Regions from separate parts of the Mus musculus genome. Here region 2 is linked to region 1. A link is a loop called in an ENCODE intact Hi-C map of the cell type or tissue named here. Cell type or tissue: heart. All regions are shown on one strand. Each heading gives the region's core, and the rest is flanking DNA. Links, peaks and the distances in the headings are about the cores only.

What was found. Peaks named below come from ENCODE experiments on the same cell type or tissue, not always from the same donor. Only the 100,000 strongest peaks of a DNase experiment are listed, where the experiment ranks them.
Region 2: it touches region 1 in a loop (12-fold over the local background); 4 of 42 quality-filtered maps call a loop at or near these places.

The regions. Positions count from the first base shown.
Region 1 is chr10:84,704,477-84,716,927 of GRCm38, forward strand. It overlaps Polr3b (polymerase (RNA) III (DNA directed) polypeptide B), which reads left to right. Exons shown (of 28, transcript NM_027423.2): 24 at 9,153-9,256; 25 at 9,769-9,935. Among named protein-coding and RNA genes, the nearest start is that of Rfx4, 45 kb to the right of the region's middle. In heart, for the core only: CTCF peaks have their summits at 5,820 and 7,634; a DNase peak (open chromatin) is centred at 2,945; H3K27ac peaks cover 1,783 bases.
Region 2 is chr10:84,769,894-84,782,344 of GRCm38, forward strand. It overlaps Rfx4 (regulatory factor X, 4 (influences HLA class II expression)), which reads left to right. Exons shown (of 18, transcript NM_001024918.1): 2 at 10,122-10,208. Among named protein-coding and RNA genes, the nearest start is that of Rfx4, 20 kb to the left of the region's middle. In heart, for the core only: no CTCF peak of the experiment used is centred there; DNase peaks (open chromatin) are centred at 3,108 and 4,908; H3K27me3 peaks cover 156 bases.

The DNA.
Region 1 (12,451 bases), core at 2,474-10,473:
CCTTCTTTAACTGATCTGCTAAGGCCTTAGTGCTTGATTAATTAAAATTCAGTCTCACGAAAAAAACAGTAAAATTCATAGCCTTCAATTCTGACCATTCTCCTGATTGCCTGGCCAGATGTGATCTCTAAAGACAGAAGACAGAATGTGAGGACTGTAAGGGACAGTGATTACAGTAGTCGCACAACTTAGCTGACAGAGCCTAGAGAGGAACTGGGTTCCACCTAGGAGAGTTAGATATTGCCAAGTAAAATGAGAATACATTGGAGACTGAGGTCCATAGCACAGCTGTGTGCTTAGTAATCATTGCAAAATGTGCTGATAAAAGTCTCAAGAGTTTGTGGGGTTCTGGGGTGCATGTGTCACAGCATCATTCCTGGTGTGACTGGTTTGTTGTGGTGCAGACACATTCCAAGGTAAGAACAGTAGTTACTGGAGATTAGTTTCCAGTCTTTTGAAATGTAGACTTGTTTAAATAATACAGCAGTGCCCACAAGTTGACCTGTAAGTCTTCTCTGCGGGTTATTTTGATGTAACATGTGTGTACGCTCTGCCTTTAAAGCATGGGCTTAAGCTCCTAGTGTTCGGGGAGTCGTATGTTCCTAGGACAGCCTGGCTGGTTTGTTATCTGCTTTTGGTTTGGGTTTTTTTTTTTTTTTTTTTTGGTGTTTGTTTGTTTGTTTGTGTTTAAGCTGTTGTTAGGGATTCATTTAGTACATGTACGATACACAGATTAGATTACATTTCTACACTAATAACTCTTAAAATAGCCTCTCCAGCAGTTGGCAGCAAGTTGGAGATTTTAGTTTCATAGATCATCGGTGTTGGTCTCTGCTCAATCAAAGTCACTTCAAGGTAACAGGATAATAAGTAGCTAAATGAAGCCACTGGGGACAGGAAGTTGACCTTGGTAGCTCTGTGTTGTGCATGATCAAAGAGCTGATAAAGATGAAAGAGGATGGAATGGGTGGGTAAGGTAGAACAAGAGATTCGCCAGGGTGTGTACCCAGCGTAATGAGCCAAGACCACGATTGGCCAGAGAAGGGTTTTCTCAGTCCCTGCAACATTCCCCTCTCAACCCTCCGCAACTGAGGTGAAGCCAGGTGTGGAGCCACAAGCCTTTAATCCCAGCGCGTGCCAGGCAGAGACAAGATGATCTCTGTGATTTCAAGGCCGATATGGTCTACAGAGCAAGTTCCAGGACAGCCTGATCTACATAGTGAAACCCTGTCTCAAACAAACAAAATAAAAACACAAAAAATAAAACTTCAACAATACCAAAAAGCAGGACTAAACTGACAGAGCCAGTGTAGCAGAAGGGAAAAGTCTTGGATGAAGACCAGGAGACCAACACACTCTCAACCCCTGCTGCGGCATTCTGCAGTAAAGAACCTCTAGTCTATTCCCTATGACAGTCAGAATCTTCACACAGGCTTGTTCTGGGTCTTTGCCTGATCCTTTATGAATGCCATCAGTGAGCTTACAGCCCAAAGAACTCTTGATGAAGACTATCTGGGGAGAGCAGGGTTGCTCAGTGAGGGCCTCCTCTACAGCCAAGGGCCAGCATAACCTGTGTGCTTTCAGAGGAGGCAAGGTCTGCATTGGTTTTGAGTTCTTTGAGGAGTTATGATCTTTTTCCATGTTTCAGGGTTTCACTGGGAGTAAGGCTGTGCCTCCCTGTTCAAATGTGATGCCCTTCCAAAGGGGTCAGTAGAGTAGAGGCGTGGGCCTGCAAAGCTGTGTGCTTTCATATCCTGCCATTATCAGCTTGGTTGGTAAAGATACGACGAGATGGTCACAGCATCTCCTTGGACCTCCTTGCTCCTTGGAGCATGCTGAAGCTAGACTTCTTTCCTGCAACAGAAACAAGTGCCTTAGGCTCTTGGGCTCTTTATAAGTTTTACACAGACAAATCTCAAGCACTCTTTTAGTTGGTGCCAAATAATATTTTCATATTGAGACTTTTCCCTCTGATAATGCCTTTATTAGGTTTCATTCTTAGTCTTTTTTAATTCTGTAGGGAAAGATTACATTAGTCTAAGGAGTTAAGTTTCTTCTCAGTGTCCGGGCAAAGCGAATTATTATATTTCTGGATATCCTCTTTCTGTTGCTGCCATTCACAATGAGCAAGGAAAGAGTAGACCCCTTTGATGTGGAGAGGGGAAAAGCAATATATCACTCTCCTGAAAGAGCGTTTCTCAGTCTCTCGTGTGAAAAAGGATTAGCACCTCCAACAAAGGTCCCGCAGATCACAGAACGCAGCAATGCCAGGCAGTGTTTCTAAGGAAAAACTGTATTTGAGCAAGAGTGTTTGCCCTGGCAAACAGAAGCTTTTTAATAACTGCAAATCTGAGATAATGACATCCATTCCTCAGTGCCCCTCCTTCCTCTGAGACCAGACAGCCACTTAGAACGCTCGGAAGTCAACTTTGTTTTGAAGTAAAAGCTTGGGCGTATCAAAATACAGTTTTCACTTAGCGGTTCAGCTTATTTATTTATTCCTGGCTTAGAGAGGATAGTGTATTTATGGACAAAATTTTCTAGAATAGTTATCTTTGACTCTTGCTCAAAGCAAGTCCCATTAAAAGACTGCTTGCCTCTAAATATTATTCAGTAATCTGCTAAGTTAATTTATTAATATTTTGATGAAGTATATCTTAAAAGAAGTTTAGGCTCTTATGTAGTGCCACAGAGAGGCTGTGAGAGTTAACACAACATTTATTCATGTGTGCCAGAAAACCTGAGAGCAAAGTCTGTCCCATTAAACAAGTAAAAACCAGTCTTCCCAGAATTCCATTCATTGTGGTTTTTCTGTAGTGCTTTCTAAACTGGGTGAGCGAGAAGAGCTCAGCCTGGAGTAACAATGACATGGCTGGCATCTTGTCCTCACACAGCTCTTCAGGGTGTTAAAATCCACTGCCAGGCCACCTTCAAACACACTGGAGGCCTTTGGCTCTGCAGCCGCCTGATCCTGCTTGAATGTCTAAGTGGGAGGGTAGAGGGGGTGGTTGACTGAGTGAGGTACTAAAGATAAGGTGCGTTTGTCCAACAGCCCTAAAGCCAGAGTCCAAACAAGTTCACTTACTAATGCTAGAAGTCCGGATTCCACCCACATAGACACCTCGTTAGACACCTCGTTAGTTGTAAGAAGACTTTACTTAATTTGTTTTCTAAGAACAAGTTTTAGCTCCTCTGTGGCTCACTGTAGCCTTCTGCCCTTTCAGTAAACACCCAGGCTAAAGCTTTGAAATTAGGGTATTTAGTGTTTTATGGCCTAGAATAAAAATCTCCTGTTCTGTTTCCAAATAGTGTAGGCTCAACACATTTCATTAAGTTCTTGACACATTTAGCCATGTGTATTTTGTAAAGTTCCTATGGTTATTGTTTTTACAATAGCTGCTTCCAGAAGCACTGTAAGGGTTTCAATTAATCAGCCCTTTGTGTGCCACAGACTATGCAAATTTATCACATCAAACCATTCAGCTGCTCCTGGGAAAGCCGCGTAAAAACGCTATTGTCTTCCTGCACCTCCTCTCATTTAGAGTGATGTTTTAATAAGAAAGTTAATCAAGTTTTCTTATGCATTATTTATCTGTTAACATGTAAGGAAGAGCCGAGTTGCAGTTACATCAGCCGGGATGTGGCAAGCGATGCGCCAGATCTGGAGGTGATAGGACGCGGGTTTTTTTTTTTTTTTTTTTTTTTTTGTCTTCCCCGCTCTCTCCCCCAAGGGATGATTTAAGGTGGTGGTGAGGAAAAGAAAAGGTTAGTTGATAGCTGGGAGAAAGGGAAGAAAGGAGGCCACCTGTGGTAGCCTTCACATTTTGATTTAGAAATTTGCATCTCTTAGGCCCACCGACCCGAGTTTATTAGAAGTACTTATTGGGTGATTGGAACAGTCCAACTTGAGAACGTTCTGGCTGCTGCTTTAGCCCCCCCATGTAGTACCATATTCATCAGCACAAGCAGTTCCCACTAGACACTCATGCATGTTAGAAGACAGCTTCTTGATAATGTGAAACGGCCAGAACACACTAAGGGTGCAGGTTCCAACCTCCACAGCCAGTCTGGGCAGCTGCTCCTGACTGGCCAGTCATTAAGTTGATCTCCTCTAGAGTACGTCCTGCTGAGAGCAATTAGGTTCCTTATATAATAATAATCCCTTGCATTTAGATTTTTGTCTAAGGACCATAAAGTTGCTCTCAGATATTAGCCCATTGGTTCTTCTAACACAATTAATTGCCTGATGGAGCACCTGATGGAGGTAAAAAGACTAAGCTCCTAAGGCTTTATCACTTTTCTTCCTTTCTAGTCAAACACTGACGGCCTGAATAGTATCTGTTAAACAGAAGAGCATCAGATTAAATTAAGGTCACCTGGTTCTTTGTTATCTTCCCTCCACTGGAGTGTGATCCAAGGAGAGATGAACTCTACAGATACCATCTCGTCATGTTCATAAGCCTCATGAACATGGCACAAGTCGTGTTTGTTCCTTCACAGTCCAGACCACAGACTCCAGACTCCTGGTGCCATGCAACTGTAGGGAAAAGGCTCCCTTCCTACAGTGCAACTGTAGGGAAAAGGCTCCCTTCCTGCTGTAACTGTGGGAAAAAGGATGACTTTCTCTGTCCTCCCAAGCAGTGTGAGTACATGGCCTCCTGATGGTAAAGTATCTCCCTACGCGAACCCCAGTGAGTTGGTTAGGCTGTAGTCAGTGTGATGTGTTAGGCTCTAGCAGCCTCCCTGTGATGTGTCCTACATGGCATTCAGCTGCAGGGAGTGCAGTTATGCTTCCAGCATTTGCTCGGATTGATCTATGTCAGCTGCATCTCCTGCCTAGAGTTGTGTCCTCACCTCCTTAGAGTGTTTGTCACACAGTGCATCTGAGTGCTGTGTGACAACCAATAGAAAACTGCATACTAGTCAGCCCTTTCTGGGGGTGTCTCCTCAGAAATAGCTCTTGCATTAAATAGATCACTGCAGTTGTTTTTTTTTGTTGTTTGGTTGGTCTGGTTTGGTTTTGGTTTTTCGAGACAGGGTTTCTCTGTGTAGCCCTGGCTGTCCTGGAACTCACTCTGTAGACCAGGCTGGCCTCAAACTCAGAAATCCACCTGCCTCTGCCTCCTAAGTACTAGGGTTAAAGGCGTGCGCTACCACGACTGGCTGCAGTTGTCTTGATAAGGCTTTAGCATGGTAAATTTTTTTTCTCTTTTGGAGTGGTTTGTTTGTTTGTTTGTTTTTGAGACAGGGTCTTGCTGAGCAGCCCAGGCTGGCTTTGAATTCAGAATTCTCCTGCTGCTCCAATACTTGCATTACTGGCATGAGCTACAACACATTGATTTTTTTTTTTCTGATATGTTAACTTGTCTATTTAAAGTGTTCCAGCACACAGATCTAACCCATTAAAACTAATAGGTCAGTTACCATAATATTAGTTATTAGAAGTGCATTCTAAGAAAATGAAGTGATTCATAATTCCAGCTGTATTTTCTCTGGACAACCTGTACCTACATGATTTTTGGGTTGCTCTCTGAAGCCGTAGAAATAAAGACAGCAGCTTGGTAGTGGAACCTGCAGTACCTGGGTCCTCTGAGAGTTTCCCTGGACTCCATAAGTTCTCCTTCTCTGCCCTTGGAATTAGTGTCAGTGCTGATGGAGTGACACTCTCTTGGCAGGGCATCGTCTGCTCCTAACTTTCCCGGCTTCTATTTTTCTTCATGAATTTGTGTTTGCTAAGAGTCCTGTGATACAGTCTGTGGCCTAATTCCCAGTTGCCTCCAGTGAGTACATCAAAGTTCCTGAGCAAAATGTATTTGCATTTTGCTACCAGGAGGCTGTGCTATAAACAATGGAGTTGAGACATCAGCACCGGCCAGGGGATGAAATTTTATTTTACAATCTGAAGTGCTGTGTAAGCATTTAAGGTATGAATCGGTAATCATTTCCCAACAGCTCCCATTAGCCATGCTTTCTTTGCAGCCCATCCGCTTTCCTGGGATGCAGGGTGGGAGTTAACTCTCTGGAGCACACTGCGTGGCATTTGCATTTAAGCCAGCATTCAAGGGAGGGCACCACAACTTTCTAAAGTTCTTAGTGCCAGAATGGACCTTATGCCTCTGCTCTTTGATGAAACACAGTTTTAATTTTTCATTGCAAGAAAAGAGAAGAAACCTTCCCAATGTTGTGAAGATTACATATTTCTAAACCAGAGAAATGTAAAAGAAAAAAAAATATATATGGGGGAAAAGTGGGTTTCAAAGGTCAGGAACGTTCTTTACCCCTGATGGATTCAATAAAATGCAGACTTTAAAAATCATCTGTCTAATTTGAGATTCAAGATCATCAAATTCTGTCTAAATATTTTGTTTTAACTTCTAAGCTCATTATGGCCCCTTTGTGTTAACTTGTATTAAACTCTGTCAGCTATGACTGGTCTCATAAGCACAGTCAGTGGGGCAGAATAAGTTAATTATTTACTTGTGTCACTAGTGCTCTTCATTTAATGAAATGCACAGCTGTGTTGGATCTGCAGTTGGATGTGTAGCTCCCATTGTTCAGCAAGTCAGCAGAGGGGAGAAGCCGTGGTGATGGAGAGTCCTCGCCTCTCTCTGCTGCTCTGGCTTTCTGTGTCGATTTCATGGGTCTTTTATCACTCGCTTTCTCACAAAACAAACAACACAGGGCTGTCTGCTATGGGAACCATCTTGGCATATAAAAGGGGTTTCAGAGGCTCAAGTAATTTTAAGTTAGCGAAGATTTAATTTTTGGCTTACAGGTGCCCCTGGTTCAAATATAACCAAAGCAATTCTATTATAAGACGGAATGGAAAAAAAAAAGCTCCTTGTGTATGTTTTTGTCAGCAAATGTCAGAAAAAGGCAGAAGAGAAAACAAAACAAAACAAAAAAAAAAAAAAAAAAAAAAAAAACTTCCCAAAAGGAAGCTGTGCTGTGAAGAGTAATCGGGCCCAGAGGAAAATGACTAGATTCTGACTGTAGGAATGAGCATGTATGTCATCTTAATAGCCTGGTGAGGTTAAATCAGCTCAATTAAACACGTCAACTAAAACCAGGCTACCAAGTCTTCCGTCTTCCTGCCATCCCTAAGTCCCAGCCTGCCTGAACCAGTTCCCACCTTCTCCTGGTGGTGTGGAGGGTGGACCGCAGCCTCTCCCAGGCTGACACCAGCATCCCTGTGGGTCCTGCCTGAGAGGCGCTGCCTTTTCTCTTTGGTTTTGTGTTTAAGGGCTATCGGAACCCTGACTCTCACCAGCCTTCCCAGGCTCTACCCCGTCCTTGTGGAGATGCCGAGTCCAACATGTTGTTCTTTGCTGTACAGTAGTGGCCTCAGGGTACCTAGATTTCTGATTTGCTCTCTTTCAAAGTAGGCTTCAGTGACTTCCGGCCTCTGTCAGATCCTTTCAGTATGGATAAGATGTGGCTTTAGAGGGAAGGGACACGTCACACAAGACAATGGCACACAGCTAGATTTGAGCTACAGCGTAGCAAGTGAGTTTCTGTTATTTATACAGGAAAGCATGAATACCCATGGTATGATTAAAAAAAAAAAAACCTTTTCAACCAAAATAAATATCAAAGAAACTGTACGTCTGCTCTGGAATCCAGCTCTACACGCCCTAGCTGCAGTCTTGTTGGCAGCCACTAGAAAGCAGAGTGTTAGCACAGTGTAAAGAAGCAGGCAGGCTTGTTTCCTCTGTTTAGCTCTTCATGATATGCACATCAAAAAGGTTCCATTTTAAGACGTTTGGGGGTCCTGGGGATGCTTGCTTATCATATCTTAAGTTTTAACTCCAACACGGCAATAGTAACAACTTAGTATTTTTTTTAAAGTGGCTTTAGTTATATAGAAGACAAACAGGAATGAAAAACTTGGGTTTTTTTTAGTAGGTCCTGAAATGGGTTCGTTCACACCCAGGGGAGAGGCGTTTTCTTTTATTGCTGTTTCTGCTGTTACACTACAGTGAAAGAGCATCAGTCTCTTTCCTCTGAGCAGTCCTGTGCAAGCCTTCCAGCTCTTAGATACATTGTAACAAATTCTGTCCCACTCATCTTCCCAGGAAAAACAAATCAGAAGAATTAACAGCTGTGTAGCAGCAAAATCTCTGCAAGCTTAGAACACTGTTCCGGCCTGCTCAGGTCTGCTACCCTAAGAGAATGCGGGTGGAGTGCTGAGCTGGAAGGCCCTCTGCTCCCATTCCATTCTTAGAATTCCGTGTCTAATTCTGGCCTTTTGCTCTAAGAATGAATTGGCTCTTACTTTTCTTGTTGGTCTTTACAAGTTCAATCAAAGATCACTTTTCTAATGTGCTGTAAGCTCTAAGAATTAAAATTCCTCCGAGCAGGTTAAGCTCAGCCAAGGAAGCCCTGGCAGGTGGCCACCCCTGCAGCCAGTGTGTGCACCTGCTAGCGTTTCAGCCACGCCCAGGCTTCCTTTCCTTTGCTTTTTTAATGATTTCTTTTTATTTTTAATGTATATACATTGGTGTTTTGCCTGCATGTGTGGGTGTTGGATTCCCCTGGAACAGGAGTTACAGACAGTTGTGAGCTGCCGTGTGAGTGCCAGGAACCGAACTCAGGTCCTTTGGAAGAGCAGCCAGTGTTGTTAACCACTGAACTCTCTCTCCAGCCCCACACACAGATTTGTTGTCACAGGTTTTTAAAGCCACATTTTACATATTTAGTCGAATTCAATCATTCTTTGTTTGGTGGTCAGAGAATTTGCATTCCTGTGGTTTGGGCACAAAACCCAGCAGACCACAGCCTAGCCGACAAGGAGCAGAAACCGGGGATTGAAAAGCTTCCCGAATGAGAGCCCGCCTGAGACTGCCCTTTGGTCTTCGTGGTGCTCGGAGAAGGTGGTGCTCGGAGAAGGTGGGCAGGCAGCCTGACAGCACCATTGTGTGGCATGCCAGCATGCCAGTTCACAGCCTACAATGCTTTTCTGCAAGGAGAGTCATTTTTGAACTGTTTGGCTAGCGGGGTTGTTGGAAATTGCTTTTGTTGCTCTTGATGGAGACCGTGGGGAGGGTTTTAGAACAGTGGGAGTAGAGATAGCAGCAGGGAGATCCCAATTAAGTACTGTATTCTTCCCCCTGTCCATTTGCTTTACATGCCATAAATCTCCTCTCCCCCAGGTGTCTGTGGCCTGATCGTCCCCCAGGAAGACATGCCGTTCTGTGATTCTGGCATCTGTCCCGACATCATAATGAACCCACACGGCTTCCCATCAAGAATGACGGTCAGTTACCTTTGGGCTTTTCAGGGGTGCTGCTCTGAAGGAAAGAAGCGGGCAGTTAGTTTAGTTACAGTGAGTGGCACCCTGTCGGATAAACGGACTCCTTGTCCCTGTCACTCACTCTCCTCTGCAGCGAATGACAAGTGGTTTTGCACTTAGTTCATGTGAGTGGCAGTTGTGGCCCTCAGCACAGAGTCCTGTGTGCTGAGCCTGCTCCATGTCTCTTTCAGCAGTCACTTCCTGTAATCTGCAATCGTATCGCTGGCCATGTGGCCTTGGCCATGGTGCTTAGCTCTCTACTCGAGTTTCAATATCTGAAAACTAGGGAACTCAGTCAGGGAAGTTAGTCACGTGGGCCAGGGCTCTTCAGCATGATACCTGCTAATGCTGGTGTTGGCAATGATTCACTTTTGGTGGTTGTGGTCGAAGCCACTTTTTTGGAACATAAGCCAAAAGGCCGAGAGAACTGACAGCCCGGGCGGGCACTCACCTGGTTTGTTCCCATCCCATCTCAGGTTGGAAAGTTAATTGAGCTGCTGGCTGGCAAGGCAGGCGTGTTAGACGGCAGGTTCCACTACGGCACTGCCTTTGGAGGGAGTAAAGTGAAGGATGTGTGTGAAGATCTCGTTCGCCATGGTTACAACTACCTGGGGAAGGACTACGTCACCTCAGGCATCACAGGGTGAGTGTGCTGTTAAGCACTAGAGATCGGAGGCGAGGGCCCCAAGAAGGAGTACTCTAAGATATAAAGTTCCAAGACTGCCTTCATTGGAAGGAAGGAATGCTCAGTGCTTTAGGAAGTGTGATCCTGTCTTGGACAGGCCACATTTAGGAAGCCAGTTGGCTACTGAGGACCCCCAGTTGTGTCGGTAAGGCTGTCGTTTTAACAAGCTCGGGTTTCTATGTTGCTTTTGTGGCGTACATTAACTGCATCTGAGGCAGTGCTGCCCAGACTGCTAGCTTTGCGCCGAGCCCCAGCACTGAGTGCTTTGTCTCGTAGCCTGGAGCCCAGTGTTCACACCTAATGTGTGTGTGCTAGGCATTGACAGGATCACAGTGCAGAAAACCACAGAGCTGGCCATTTCGATTTGTTATTAGACATGGAGCAGTAGCAAAAACAAGGTAATTTCCAGCAGGCCCGCAGTGACTGCTTGCCAAGCAGGTGGTTGTCTGGTTTGGTTTGGCTTTGAGGTTTTTGTTTTTGTTCTGTGTTGCTGGGGACTGACTCCAGTGCTTCATGCATGCTTAGAAAGCACGCCATGACTGAGCCTCACCCTCTGCCCGCTGATCACCCAATTAAACTCCGACCTAGTGCTGCCTGTCCCTGCCCTGCTCCTCTCCACAGCCGCCGTCCCTCGGACGTGTGCCCTGATACTGCTGTCTGTCTCCCAGCTGAGACACAGCCTCTGGGAGAGCAGGCTGCTGTGCTGGTTCCACTGCTTGGGCTCCAGAACCTAGCACAGCGCCTCCCAGCACGGGTGCTTCAGCAGTGCCTGATGGGTAAATCCGAGAACTAGCTCTCAGCACATGAAGACAAGGGCAAGGAGAGAGTGCAGAAGGCATGGAGGAACAGAAGCTGTCATTTAGAGTATTGTACAGAGGAAAGTACACTTACTGAGTAAATCCCAAAAACTGGTAGGAGCCACCCAACTGTTATTCCATAAGGAGGTAGCTCTGCAGCCTAAGGGTGAGGTTGGATAAGATAAAGTGAAGGGTCTAGCTGTCATCTTAGACAGACACAAGTCCATACAATTATTGTGAACGATGAGATCTTGAAACTCAGCTCACATGGCACATATGATCAAATCGGCTGCTTGCATACCCTGTGGCACATAAAGTACCCAGGGGGCAGAGACAGAGCTTAGCAGTTAAAACACTGGCTGCTGCTCCACAGGATCCGAGTTTGGGATCCAACACCTTCTGACCTCCAGGGGCTTCTAAATTGATGTACATGTGCCCATGTAAGTACATACACACACACACTCAAACACACGAAAGCACACAGAGAGTAAGAGAGTGGGTGGATGGGTGGCTGAGTGAGTGAACCTTTGTACTAAGACCTCAGAGTCACGTTGCTTAAGCTGTGAGCCACCGAAGCACAGGTGCAGGTCGGCAAGGGCATGGGCAAGGATACGGTGCTTAACTGTGGTACTACAAAGAAATGCTCCAGGAGGGAGAGACCCGCCAGGAACCCATTTCTGCTGAAAATATGCATCCAGTGCTTTGTACAGTAACTGCCCAGATGGCAGTAATACGGATTTCTGTAAGTAAATCATTGTTGGGATGTTTAAAAAAGCAAAACTCATTTTATGAAAACTCAAATGATTTCCTCCATTTAAGTATGGTGCAGTCAAATAGTTAGTGTTCTGTCTCAAAGACACACAGTCCTCGCTGATCCTGCGGCTTCACTCCTACTCAGAAATGATATTGTCCAGAGAGTGTGCACAGCCATAGGACCCACTCAGTGCAGCTTCCTAAACATAAGTGCGCTGAAAGATTAGGCTGGGCTGCGTGCCCTGGGCTGTGCACAGCTGTGAGGACAGCGGAGGGCTACACTGCTTCCCTTGGCACCCACATGGGCTGCATGCTGTGTGCTGTGGACAGCTGTGTGGTCAGCTGTGTAGACAACCATGTGGACAGCTATGGCCACACCGCTCCCTTGGGGCCCATGTGGGTGTTCACCCCTTTGCATTCACCACGCCAAGGCTTGAGCAGCACTGCTGAGCCTGTCCAGATTTCAGTGCATTTGTGTCCCTCTGCCCGCCTTCACTCATGGTCCTGATTGTAGCTAGCAGAAATTGCATGTGGCTTTACTCTGTTGACGGTGGAACAGCAGAGGTCCGTGACTTCTACCGTGAGTTACCATCCCTGAGGACCTCAGTCATGCATTAGGACTGGAAAGACCCTTTGATACACCTTGATTCACAGTCAAGAAAACTGAATTGGGGAGGTCGTGCAGTATCCATGACAGACTGGGACAAGTCTCTCAAGGCCCTTGCCACCATGTCCTGGGGTGCCTGTGATGAAATGCACAGAGTGACTCAGGAATTGCAGTAGACTTCCCTCCTGCACTGGCACATTGGCGCTGGGACGGGCAGGCTGGGCCATTGCCGGCAGCGGCCTCTCTGCACATAGTGGCTTCCTCAGCTCTTCCTACTTGGCCCGTGCTTTGCTCAAAGTGAACCTGTTTTTCAGATA
Region 2 (12,451 bases), core at 1,641-9,640, 65 kb after region 1:
TAAGGACTGAGTGTTCCAAGGTCTCTCATTCTCTGCATGATGTCTGGCTGTGGGTCTCTGTATTTCTTACCAAGTGCTGCAGGAGGAGGCTTCTCTGAGGGTGACTGAGCCTGGCACAGCTGACCTATAAGTATAGCAGAATGTCATCAGGAGTAATTTTATTATTATTATTTTTAAGACTAGTACTATTTGGGGGCTGGAGAGATGGCTCAGCGGTTAAGAGCATTGACTGCTCTTCCAAAGATCCTGAGTTCAAATCCCAGCAACCACATGGTGGCTCACAACAATCCTTAACGAAATCTGACTCCTTCTTCTAGAGTGTCTAAAGACAGCTACATTGTACTTACATATAATAAATAAATAAATCTTTTTTTAAAAGAAAGACTAGTACTATTTGATTTTACCCTAGGTCCCCAGGCTATCCAGTCTTTGGTTGTCAGTCACAAGTGCAGGGTTGGGTATGGGTTCTGTCTTATGGCATGGGCCTTAAGTGAGATCAGATCTTGCTTGGTTACTCCCACAAGTTTGTGTCTCCACTGCACTATCGTATCTTGCAGGACAGATTGTAGACCAAAGGTTTTGTGGCTTGGTCAATGCTCAGGGTTCTCTTTTGGTAGCATGCAAAGAACCTTCCCATATCAGAGATGCTAGAGTGTAGGGGTGAAGGCTCTATGCAGGCACCAGCTTGACTACTCCATGTTCACTGAGCTGGATAAGCATTGTCTTCAGCAATGGGGCTTTGCCATAACTTTGGGGAAAGCAATCTCTTTTCTAGCCAACAGCTTAGATTATTTGAGGATTCACATGGAACCCTTTTAGCCAACAACTCAATTAGGTGTAACCCAATCCCAGTACTGGAAGCTTTAGTGACAGGAATTGGCCAGTTAGGACTCTGCCTCCTCCACTTTTTGGTGATTTCATTTAGATCACCTTTCCATGTCCATATATTTTAGGAGGTTTCTAGTACTATGTTAGATTTTCAAACTTTCCTTCAAATGCCCCTTAGTTAGTTCTAGCTGTATCTGCCTGTATCAACCCTCTTTCTTCCCCCTACTTAATCCCCCATTTCAGACCTGCCAATCCATTCATAATTATCTATTCTATTTCCATTTCTTTCTGCACTCTGTCCCTTCTAGTCCCTTCCTTACTCTGTACCTACCCTCTGTGGTTCTAGAACTGTCCCTGGGTCATCACTGTCTTCAGAGCTAATAGCCACGTAATAGGCGAATACATACCGTATCTGTCTTTCTGAATCTATGATACCTTACTCAAGATGATGTTTTCTAATCTCATCCATGTGCCTGCAAATTTCGTGATGTTATTTTATTTGACAGCTGAGTATCACGCCGTTGTGTAAGTGTACCACATTTTCTTTATCCATTCTTCCATGGAGGGACATCTAGGTTGTTTCCCATTTCTGACTATTACGAACAGAGCAGCAAAGAACATGGTTAAGTAGGTGTTTCTGTTGTAGTATGAAGCATCCTTTGGGTATATGACCCAAGAGTGGCATATCTGCGTCTTGAGGTAGATCAGTTCCCACATTCTTGAGAAACTGCCACTCTGACTCCCACAGTAGCTGGACACGTTCACATTCCCCCAGCAATGGACGAGTGTTCCCCTCACTCCACATCAGAGGACAAGGTTCAGGAGTTCTTTCTGCCGTGTGAGTCTTGGAGATTGGATGGAGGTCCTCTATCCTTGCCTATCTATCTCCATGGCCCAGCCTGTCAATTTCTTGAGTATGTTATTCTTCTGCCTGCTTCAGGGACTTTGCACACTTTGTTCCTTCTGCAAGGGACCCATCCTTTCTTCCCTCTTTGCCGTGTTCACATCTGTCAACTCCTTAGCTCTCACTTTAATATCACTTTCTCTAAGATTCCCAACTCCCAAAGTAAGCCAGGTTTTTTTCTTCCCCCGTGGCACATCTTATTGTGTGATTATACACAACTGAGCTAAACACTCCAGCCTTCCATGAAGATAGTGGGTCTACTCTATGGCTGGTGCCAGGCACATGATACTTTATAAAGAGCTGGCAGGAAAATGATGGGATGGATGAATGTAAGTTCCTTCATAGACTCCCCTTTGTGGAACCCCTGTGTGGTTCAAGTCATCCGCAGACAGCTGCAGAGCGCGCTTAGATGGCTCCTTAGAACATTGGGATAAATGTGAAGTTCTACCCTGGACAGCTCAGTCCCTAGGTGCTCCAGCTCTTTCTTCCTCTCCTCTGTCCTCTTCATTACAATGGCCTCCCAGGTCCTCCTCACTCTCCAAGCCCATTCCTGCCTTGGGCCTTTACCGTCCAATCTCACCTTCTCAGACCAGCAGTTAGCATCCCTGCTACTAAAGAGTATCCCCAAACCCCTGTTATCCCATTCTGTGCCTCTAAGTCACCACTCTTATGACTCCGAAGTCCTCTTGTTTGTCTGTTTGGGTCTGCCACCGCTGTAGGACACAGGTCCTCTGAGCCAGGACCTTCTTGGTCTTGTTCATCACTAGATCTTTAGCCTAGTGCAGAGCAGGCACCCCATCCATATTTGGTGAACATGGGAAGAGAAATAAAGGCAGACAAGGGGGTGGGGCTGTCTTTGTGGTTCAGCCCCTTCCTGGATGGAACCCAGGGGCCCCTGGGCTAGGGCCTGTAGGGTTGCCATGGTAACCACTGACTGACCTGAGGAGCCCTTTGGAGAGGCAGGCCACAGCTGCTGCCTTCTAGGGTCCAGATTCTGTGTATCCCCACCAATGTGGAGTCAGGAAAGAGAGAAGAGGGACTGGGAGAGAATGATCCAGAGCAAAGCATGGCCTGGTGCTGGAGGTTATGGACAGAGATGGCCATGGCAACGCCATTCCACTGGTAATGACCTGGGCTCTGGGGAAGGGAACCTCAACACAAGTCCTCCTTGGCAGCCATCCATGGGGCATATCAACCCTTTCATGTAGCTTTTTTTTTTTTTTTTTTTTTACAGTTGTGGGTTCCTAAAAATAAGCCCTGGCACAGTGTCCTGAAAGATGGCTTAGACAGAGAGCACGAATAACACCTTCTATTAAAAACCTGGTGACACTTCTGTCAGGCAGCCTTTTCTCGGGTGTTGCATAAGACATTCCTGTTGGCATCAGAGCTCTGTTTCATATGATGCTCCCCAGGAAGCCTAGCTGCTTCCGAGCTGCCTGCACAGTTCCCAGGCTGGGGAGCCAGGCCTTTGCAAGCTGCTCCCAAGGCATTCTCACACCCCTGGCCTACCAAGTCTTTGGGCCACAGGTTGGCAAACTCTTCACCTTTTCCCGGAATCCACTTGGCCTTTCTCTACCCCATGCCCTTGTCTCTAACTGCAGCTCTTGTGCCTAACATACCACACTTTCCTTTTCTGTCTGACTGGTGGGGAATCCTTGAAGCATCAGCCAGACTTAGCCAGGCCGAGATGGATCTGTCTTCCTTCCCAAGGCCACAGGCTCTCTTTGGATGCCTTGCTTCCTTGCTGTGTGTCCTGGATCAGGATGCCGGCTTTGGAGTTAGACCTGACTCAACTCAGCCACCAGCCGTCTGAGTTACTCTACCTGGATTTGCCCTGTCTGTCTTAGTTTCTGTCCAGCAAGTCAGAGCTAGTGGGCTGTCTGCCTTGGTTTCTCTGACGAGAACAGAGGAGGCGTGTAACCCAAGGTAACTGAACTGGCATGAGGTGAACACTCAGTCACTGCTACAGTTCATAGCCCCCACCCCCACGCTGACTCTCTGGCTTCATCTCTCCAGAAAGCTCCTGGGTTCTAAGAGACAGTGCCTTTCCAGTTTCCTATGCCCCATGAGGCCAAATGGGTCCAGCACTTTGCCATTGCTATTTTAGGGCATCTTTGGAGAACCCTGGCAGGCAGGGATTTAGGAACCTGGGACCCACCCTCACGACCTCATAGCTATGAGTGGTAGCACCGGTACTTGGTACTTGAACTCAGGTGTTCTGACTCTAAATCTCACAGTCCACCAAGACCGAGTCTGCCTTCTCTCCCACCCTGTCCTGCCTGTAACGCCCTCATGACGTCATGTCAGGCATCTTGGACCTTAAAGGGAACATGATGCTGGCTAACTTCTGATTCTTCAAAGGGCTTGCTCTCTCCCCTTCGTCTTTGCCTAAGTTCTTCATCTTCCAAGGCCTTTCTGACGGAGGCTCTCCCTGTCTGTGACTCCAGCAACTGGTGTTTCATTAGTCATCTCTGCCAACTGTTTTCCTAACTATTCATAGCTCTTGGGGACAAGATATTGAATGGAGCAAATAAGGCTGAGGAAACTAAATTCTAGAAAACAAATCTGTAGGTCTTGAGATCCTAGGCCCCAGGGCTCTAGAGGAAAGGCTTCTGTTAGAATTATAAGAAAGGCACATGGCAGTAATTGTAAAATGAATACATAGACAGCTCCATCTCAGGTCCCCAAGAACGTGTCCCCAAGCTTTCACGAGGCTTTGGCTTTTAAGATTCATTTTAATCAGTGCCCTACCTTCCACCCCTCAAGTTATGAATGCATTTGTCAAGCAGAATTCTAAGCTCCAGGTGCCTGGGCCATGGTGTCTCCTGGATGGGGCAACTTCCTATTTCTTCCACCACCTCCTAGGAAATCAGTCCTCTGTATGGTTCTGCTCAGTTTCATCCTATGAAATGGAGAAAAGTTGTGGAAATCAGGGTTTCTCAGTCTTTGAACCAAAGTGAAGAGGCATGAAGGGCTGCCTGTAAGTAAAGCTGGTTAAGGTCCTGAGGAGTAAGACTCATGGGCAGGCAGAGTCTCATCCTGCTTCGGGCGGCTGGGAGCCCAGCTTGTGGTACGGCCCAGGAGGCTGAGCTCGCAGTCATCCTCATATCCTTTGCGACATTTGCCACAAGCTTGACTTTCACTACAGGAAGTCATCACGTGTGAGTGGTGAGCTCCTTCTGCACTGGAAGAGTGCCAGTGTGGCCGCGCTGGTCACAGCTGGCCGCGCTTTGTGACTTCCACTTCAAGTTCCCATATCTATAAATAGAGCTATCAAGTCATGGCGAGAACACTGTTTTGAGGTTTAATTTAGACCAATATGTGACAATGCGTTCTTGGGGGATACTTGCCACATGGTAGGAACTTCTTATTGATGGAGTAGTGGAGAGCTGGCGGGAGAACATATTTGATATGGTTTATTTAGTGTGTGCAACATCTCTGGGGCCAGGCATAGCAGACAGCTGGGTTCAAGATGGAAAATGGGAGTTGGGAATGGTGGCACATTCCTGAAATCCAGCGTATAGGAGGCAGAAGAATTGAAATGTAGAGGTCAGCCTGGGCTACAGCCTGAGACCTTGTCCAAAACAAACAAGCAAAGAGATGGGGAGGAGGCTGGAGAGGTGAGCAGTTAAGAGCGCTAATTGCTCTTCCAGAAAACCTAGGTTTGGTTCCTGACACACGCATGGTGGTTCACAGCCATCAGTAACTCCACGTTCATGGGATCTGACCCCAGAGGGCAACAGACAATGTACATACATGAACACATGTGCAGGCAAAGAGGTCATTCATGTCAAATAAATCTATAGGCTCCTACCCTCAAGAGTTCAGGAGATAGCATCTCTCTAGTACAGCTTCTTACATCAAAAAGGTGTGTGTGGGGGGGGTGGAGGGGGGTGTGTACATGCATACACACACACACATACACACAAAAGCACAACATTTTGCTTATCCTAAGTTGAGAAAAAGTCTTTGATGTGCTGTGCTTTTCCTAGCCTTGAAGATGAGGAAGATTAGAGAATCCTACAGCTGTGTGGACAGGTGTGCAGCTGTGGGGCCAGGTCTGCAGCTGTGGGGCCAGGTCTACTTATAAGTCACACGTTCTTTGAAATCTCATGGCAGTAATGTAGCATGTATTGAGGTGAGACTGGGCGCCGTGTGCTTGGTTCTAGTGGAGGGTCAAAAGAAAGGCCCAAATAAACTCCACTCCTGAGGTGTTTGAGCTGCCAGCTGAAGAGCCCGCCACACGTGCCAAAGGCTGACAAAGAAACAGGCAAGAGTATTTAGCAAAAATTATAATGTGTAGGTAGAGTTTTATTGAAAGTTCTGACACAAATCAGGTTTTGCTTGAGGTCGCAGCGCTGACACTGTCTGGGAGCCGTGTGGGAGGCAGGAGAAGGAGGCTCAGCTCCCACGTGGAGAATTGAGGTTATGACCTTGGGCTGCTGATCCTGACCTCTACCAGCTGGGTGACTTTGACCAATCATCTACTCTCTATAAGTTTTAGCTTTCTTACCTCAAAATGTATTTCTGCTCCCCCCCCCCACCCCCACCTCCGTTCCCTTTTCTCTTGAGGTGGAGTATGGATATGTTTGCCAGAGGTTCTCCACCTTAATTTTTTGTTTTATTTTATTTTTGGTTTTTCAAGGTAGGGTTTCTCTATGTAACCCTGGCTATCCTGGAACTAACTCTGTAGACCAGGCTGCCATTGAATTCAGAGATCTGCCTGACCCTCACTACCAAGTGCTGGGATTACAGGTGTATGCCACCACATTGATATGGTGTCTCTCCTAAGCCTAGAGTTTGCCTATTTGGCAAGATTGGCTGGCCAGCGAGCCCCAGAGCTCTTCCTTTTTGTTCCCCAGCACTGGGATGATAATCTGTCACACTCAACTTCTTACGTGGATGTTAGGGATCTGAACGCAGGGCCTCATGCTTTCTCGGAACTGATTCTCCAGCCCTAACACATGCCCTTTAACAACTTCATAGAGTTCTTGTGATGAGCCATATGCCAATTTGAACACTGTGGAACCCATAATTGTTCAACATGGGTTAGCCTTTGTTCCTGAATTGCATACACTACAAAGGTAGATGAGTTATAGAGCCTCATTAAAATTCAGTATAGACGCCATTCTGATTGAGATGGCAAACCCTACACAGTCCCATCCCAACCTCAACTGCAAAGTTTCTGGAAGCATGGGTACTCTAAGTAGTCACACCACAGTCTGGGCCCTTCGAGTTGACTCTGTTTGACAGATGGCCCCAAGGACATTGACCGACAAGAAGATGTTTAGAAAATTGGATAGTAACAAAGCAGGAGAAATTTCTTCGAAAAGTTGATGAAACAACTGGGGGCCTTGAACCAGAGACATGGAGACATGATAATTGTGTTCCCATCTCTGCCCGGTGTCAGAGACTGGACTCATTTGGGTGTTCCCTAGGACAGCGGAGAGCAGCCTGGCTGCACAAACAGTGTATCTTAGGGTCAGAGGGAGCCATGTGTGTGCGACAGTAGGCAGAAGAAAATACTCTCCATCACATCTTGCTTCTCTTCCCCTCATGGCCCTTTTTACTGGCCTCTGTCCTTGGGCTGGGCTTTTCTCTGTCTCCAGTGCTGGGACTGAGCCACAGAAGGCAGGAACAGGGGAGGAACATTGTTGCCTGACTTGGGACATGGCAGTCAGGGGCTGTGCCATTCTGGCCTGACTCGGGACATGGTGGTCAGGAGCTGTGCCATTCTGGCCCACCGGATGTGGAGAATAAGCTCCTCCTCTCTGGAATGTTGCCAAGTTTTCCAGAACACCCGTCCTCTTTGTGCAGAGGGTTTTCATGGCTGAACCAGGCCTTACCAAGGTTAACGGGACTGGCTTGGGTGTAGTCCATTAATGGACAGGAAGAATCTCTTCCTAGTCTCATGGAGAGGAGGGTGTGTGTGTGTGTGTGTGTGTGTGTGTGTGTGTGTGTGAATGAATATTCATGCGTGTGGGTGCACGTGCGCATGTGTGTATGCATTCCTGCAGAGACAAGAGGACATTTTCAAGTGCCACCCCTCAGGCACTGTCCACTTCATTTTTGAGACAGCCTCACTGTCTTAAATGACACATGGTAGATGAGGCTGGCGGGTCAGCAAGCCCCAGAGATGCGTCTTCTCTGCCCCACCAGTGCCAACATTATAAGCATACACCACCTAGCTGAACTCAGGGCCTAGCGCTGGCCTTACTGAGCCATCTTCCCAGCTCCAGACAGTGATGTGGTTTGATGGAGACAGATGCCGTCATGATCAGCCATGGATGCAGCCAGGGACCCGTGTCAAGGCAGGACGGGGTGAGGAAATCACAGTAGCAACATTCTGGAGAACCCTGGAAGGGTTCTGGAGACCCATTTGCTTTGGGCTACGATGTGATAGCAGGCAGACACCCACCTTGCACATCCCAGCTTTGAAATGTTACAAGCTGCTGCCTTCCTTCCCCACTGTGTCTTTGAGCTCTGTGGTCCTCGGCATTGCTCAGAGGCACCCGATTTCCACATCCTCTCAACAAGCTGGTCTTTGTTCCTCTTCTTGGATCTCCTCCCCCTACTTGTTTATAATTTTGGAAGCAGCTTTTTAAAAGAACAGTTCGTTGGGACATCACTTAGAACAGATCCAGCACTTCTCCGGGCTGTTTGCTCTCACTTGGTCCCCACTTGAGGAAACATGCCTACCTGCCTGGCTGCTTTATCCAGCCCGTACATAACCTAAGGTACTCGCTGAAGACTTTTCCTCAGCTTTTGGAAATATAAGGATTCCTTCCCATCGCCGAGCCTCCCTCTAGGTCACAGCTGCTTTCTAGGAAAAGCAGAGATTAAAATCCTCCCTTCTGAGGGTAGTTTCAGGAATGGTGTGAGATAATCTAGAAAGGACCTAGTTTAATAAGATAGGAGATCCCAGGCCCCCATATTGTGAGGGCAATGAGAACCAGGGGTGGCAGTGTGAGCCTGCAACCCTAGCATGACAGGCCAAGGCAGGAGGGTCACCAACGTAGGTGACATAGGGACTTCAAAGACAAAATGTCTACATTTTGAGACGATCTGAACTGAAAGGAAGGTGAAGAAAGCAGCCATGTTTAAACTGCATGGCTATGAATGTGGCCAGTCCTAGCCTAGGGCCACATATGCAATCCCAGGAATTGCCACATTATATAAAATCACAGTGTAAAGAATACAGAACTTGTTGGGGCAATTGTTTAGGGAGTCAAGGCTCAAAAGCAGCCAGTGGCACATAGTAAAATAATAATGATGATAATAATAATAATAATAATAATAATAATAATAAAACCAATAGCCCAGCTTGACTGTTAAGAAGTCTGCAAACACAAAGGCCTGAAGATTGGTTTTGGAAGCAGGGATCAGGATGGTAACACACTGTGAACTCCTGTCAAGTCCTAGAAGTGGGTCATGCAGGCAGAAGTGACTCTCTCTGAGAATCCTGAGTAGTAGGTGGGTGTTTGAGGCAAGAACATTGGCACATTCTTTTGGACTCTGTTCAGAAGTTTGCAGTTTTCTTACTTCATCTGATTGTTGTTACAGAAGAAATGGAGTCCAAAGAAACACCAACCTGGCCCCACACTCAACCCCGCCCCTCTGGTATCACTTACAGTGGACTATGTTGTATCCAAAGGAGGCAAGGGGTTGCATGTAGCTGATGTTGTTGAATGGTAGGATGAGTAGCGGGTATTATACAAAATGGAGTACGCCTTATGCTACATTATACAAAAATATAGACTCTTAGTTAGCTTTTGAAATTGGACAGAAAACCATACTCCTTTAGATTTTGAAGGTGTTACATAGAAACTCTTGCAGTTTTGATTTCTCCTCTCACTGCTTGGAAGAGACATCTTTGGGAATCACCTGACCAAAAAAAGGAGGTGACTTCCAGGTTCCCTGCCCTTCTCCACTTCAGCCAGAGTCCCCTGGGTTTTGTTTTTAGTTGAAGAAAAGAGTCTCCTACTGTGACAGCTAGGTTTGGGGAGCATTGCCAATGACTTGAACAAACTATGTTTTGCAAACCACATCTCAGGAACGTATCTATCTCATGTGTAAAGGAAAGATGATCCCTCGTTGGTAATACTAGGCGTCGAGTGTTCCAGAATTAGTAGAATTTGACCAAGAAATCTTCAAGTGAGTCTGCAAATGGCCATGTGGCCTGAAAGCTACTTGGCAAACTTTCACCAGCAATAGTGCATGTTTAGCAAAGCTACACAGACAGTCCATTTCTGGTTCAGCTGATGTGTAGGAAAGCTTATGGTAATATACATCTACTGTATTTGCGATGTTTCTGTCTCCTATAAACAGAAGCCTGGTAACTGATTGACTGATTGATTGATTGATTGTTTTTTTTTTTTTTCTTCTGTAGAGAGCTGGATTGAAAGATGTCTCAATGAAAGCGAGAATAAACGCTATTCCAGTCACACATCTCTGGGGAATGTGTCTAATGATGAAAGTAAGTGTTTGACTCTCATTCCTTTATGACATCCCTAGCCATGCTAGAATCCTAATGGGAGGGGTGCACTTCTGTTTAGCAAACCTTTACTCCGGCAAGGCCAGGGCAAATCACCTGGAACAAGACACTCTCTAACCAGGAATGTACTGCAGAGAGAGAGAGTGGATTCCAGTCACATGGACATGGAAATCTGGGCCAGAGCAAAGCCTGGTTTGCTGTTTACACATCTGCCCTCCACCATGGCTCTTCTAGCCTGGTTCCCTGAAGATTCCCCTCAGAGTGAAGCTATGAGTGTGTGTATGCAGACCCTGTGGGGAAAACACTTTCTGTACCCACTGTTGATGTGGCTGTGTTGGAGGTTTTCTGCTTTAGAGCAACACATTAATATCCTTGCTTCTGGAAAGTAGAGATGTCTTCTGGACCTCAGGTTGGAGCCAGATGTTAATTGCAGGATGTAAATTCCCACGTTTGCACCTTTCTTTGTGCTGTGACTGGCCTCACAGTTCAGGACTTGTATGTTCACAATTGGCATTAAAAGGGGGTGTAGCTCACTATATCATCCCTGTGGGGCAGAAGAATCTTTCTCCTTTGGGAGGGATGCAGTCTTATCTTAGCTCGGCTTTCTCCAAGCCTGAGCAGGGACCTCCCAGCCTGAGCAGGGACCACCGGCCACCAACCCTTTAGCACATTCTTTAAACTTGTGCCTTTACTGTGTGGAGGTGGACAAAGGCATAGATAGCCTTGGTAGATAGAGCCATGAAGTTTTCCAAGTAGCTGAGCTGATGTAGACCCCCAGGTGTGGCCAAGGCTTCCGGTGGCTCGCTTCCCTGCCAGCCTCGTTGGACTCATTCCTTTCAGTGCTAGCTGTTCACAACAAGTGCATGACATCATCACTGTGGCTTTAATTTGCATTTCTCTGATACCTTGAGAGGATCTTACCACATGCTACTGTTCTGCAGCCCTCTCATGTCTTCCACCTGAGTGTTTTAAAAAATAATGCTGTCTTCTCTTTAATGATATGTGAGTTGTTCCTACAATCTATCTAAGGGGATTCACCAATAAGAGTAGCACACATATCTTCTCTCCGTTTGTGGCTTTGCCTACTCTGTGGTTTTTTGAGACAGGTTGTCTCTGTATAGCCCTGGCTGTCCTGGAACTCACTCTGTAGACCAGGCTGGCCTCGAACTCAGAAATCCGCCTGCCTCTGCCTCCCAAGTGCTGGGATTAAAGGCGTGTGCCACCACTGCCGAGCCTCATTAGTAATTTTCAACAAACATTGGTCCACTTCTGGAAAAGAGCATCCATTGCCCACTGACAGGCTCCTCTGTCGGGAATCGAAGGTCATATGTGCAGGCATCCAGGTCTTCTGGGTTATGTTCTGCACTGTTGGTCTCTCTGTCTCTCATGCACCAATACCACAGCACCTTTATAGACAGTAGTGCCAGCTAACAAAGACCTCACTGCATTTCTCTTTGATGTCATTTCTTTGGGGACAGGGGCTCGCTGCTTAGGCATGGCTGGCCGCAACATGCAAGCCTCTCGCATGCATCTGCCTTCCCATGACCAAGATTACCCACAACTGTCACCATGTCTCATTTTTTTCTTCTTTATGACTATTTTGGGTAACCTACATTCTTCCATATACACTTGAGAAACATTCTTAGAAATCCATATGGACTTTAGAATTAGCTGGTAATTTTTTACATCTAGAAGAGAAGAACCTACTAAGATTTAAAAAAAAAAGGACTTCATTAAATCTACTAAAAAAGTTGGGGAGATGAGGTGCTGTTAAGATGCTTCAGCAACTGAGATCATTCGCTGCTTCCAGGTGACCTGAGCACTCAGCTCCCGGAAACTCTCTCAGGCCACTCACAGCTGCCTCTAACTCCAGCTCCAGGGAAACAGACACCCCTTCTGCCCTCCTTGAGCACTGACAAATAAATGGTGCATAGACATACTTGTAGGCATGCGCACATACACAGAAAATAAAGATAAGCAAATAAACTTCCTGAATACCTTGGAAAACCAGCTGGGGATGGTGGCATGCAACTCCACTTCCAGCCCTCAGGAGGCAGAGGCAGGCGGGTCTCTTGAGTTCCAGGACAGCCTGGTCTATAGAGTGAGTTCTAGAATAGCCAGGGCTATACAGAGAAACCCTGTCTCAAACAAACAAACAGCAATAACAACGACAAAAGCTTTTGGGAAACCAACCTCTTGACTTTTTAATCTATACATGCCATATT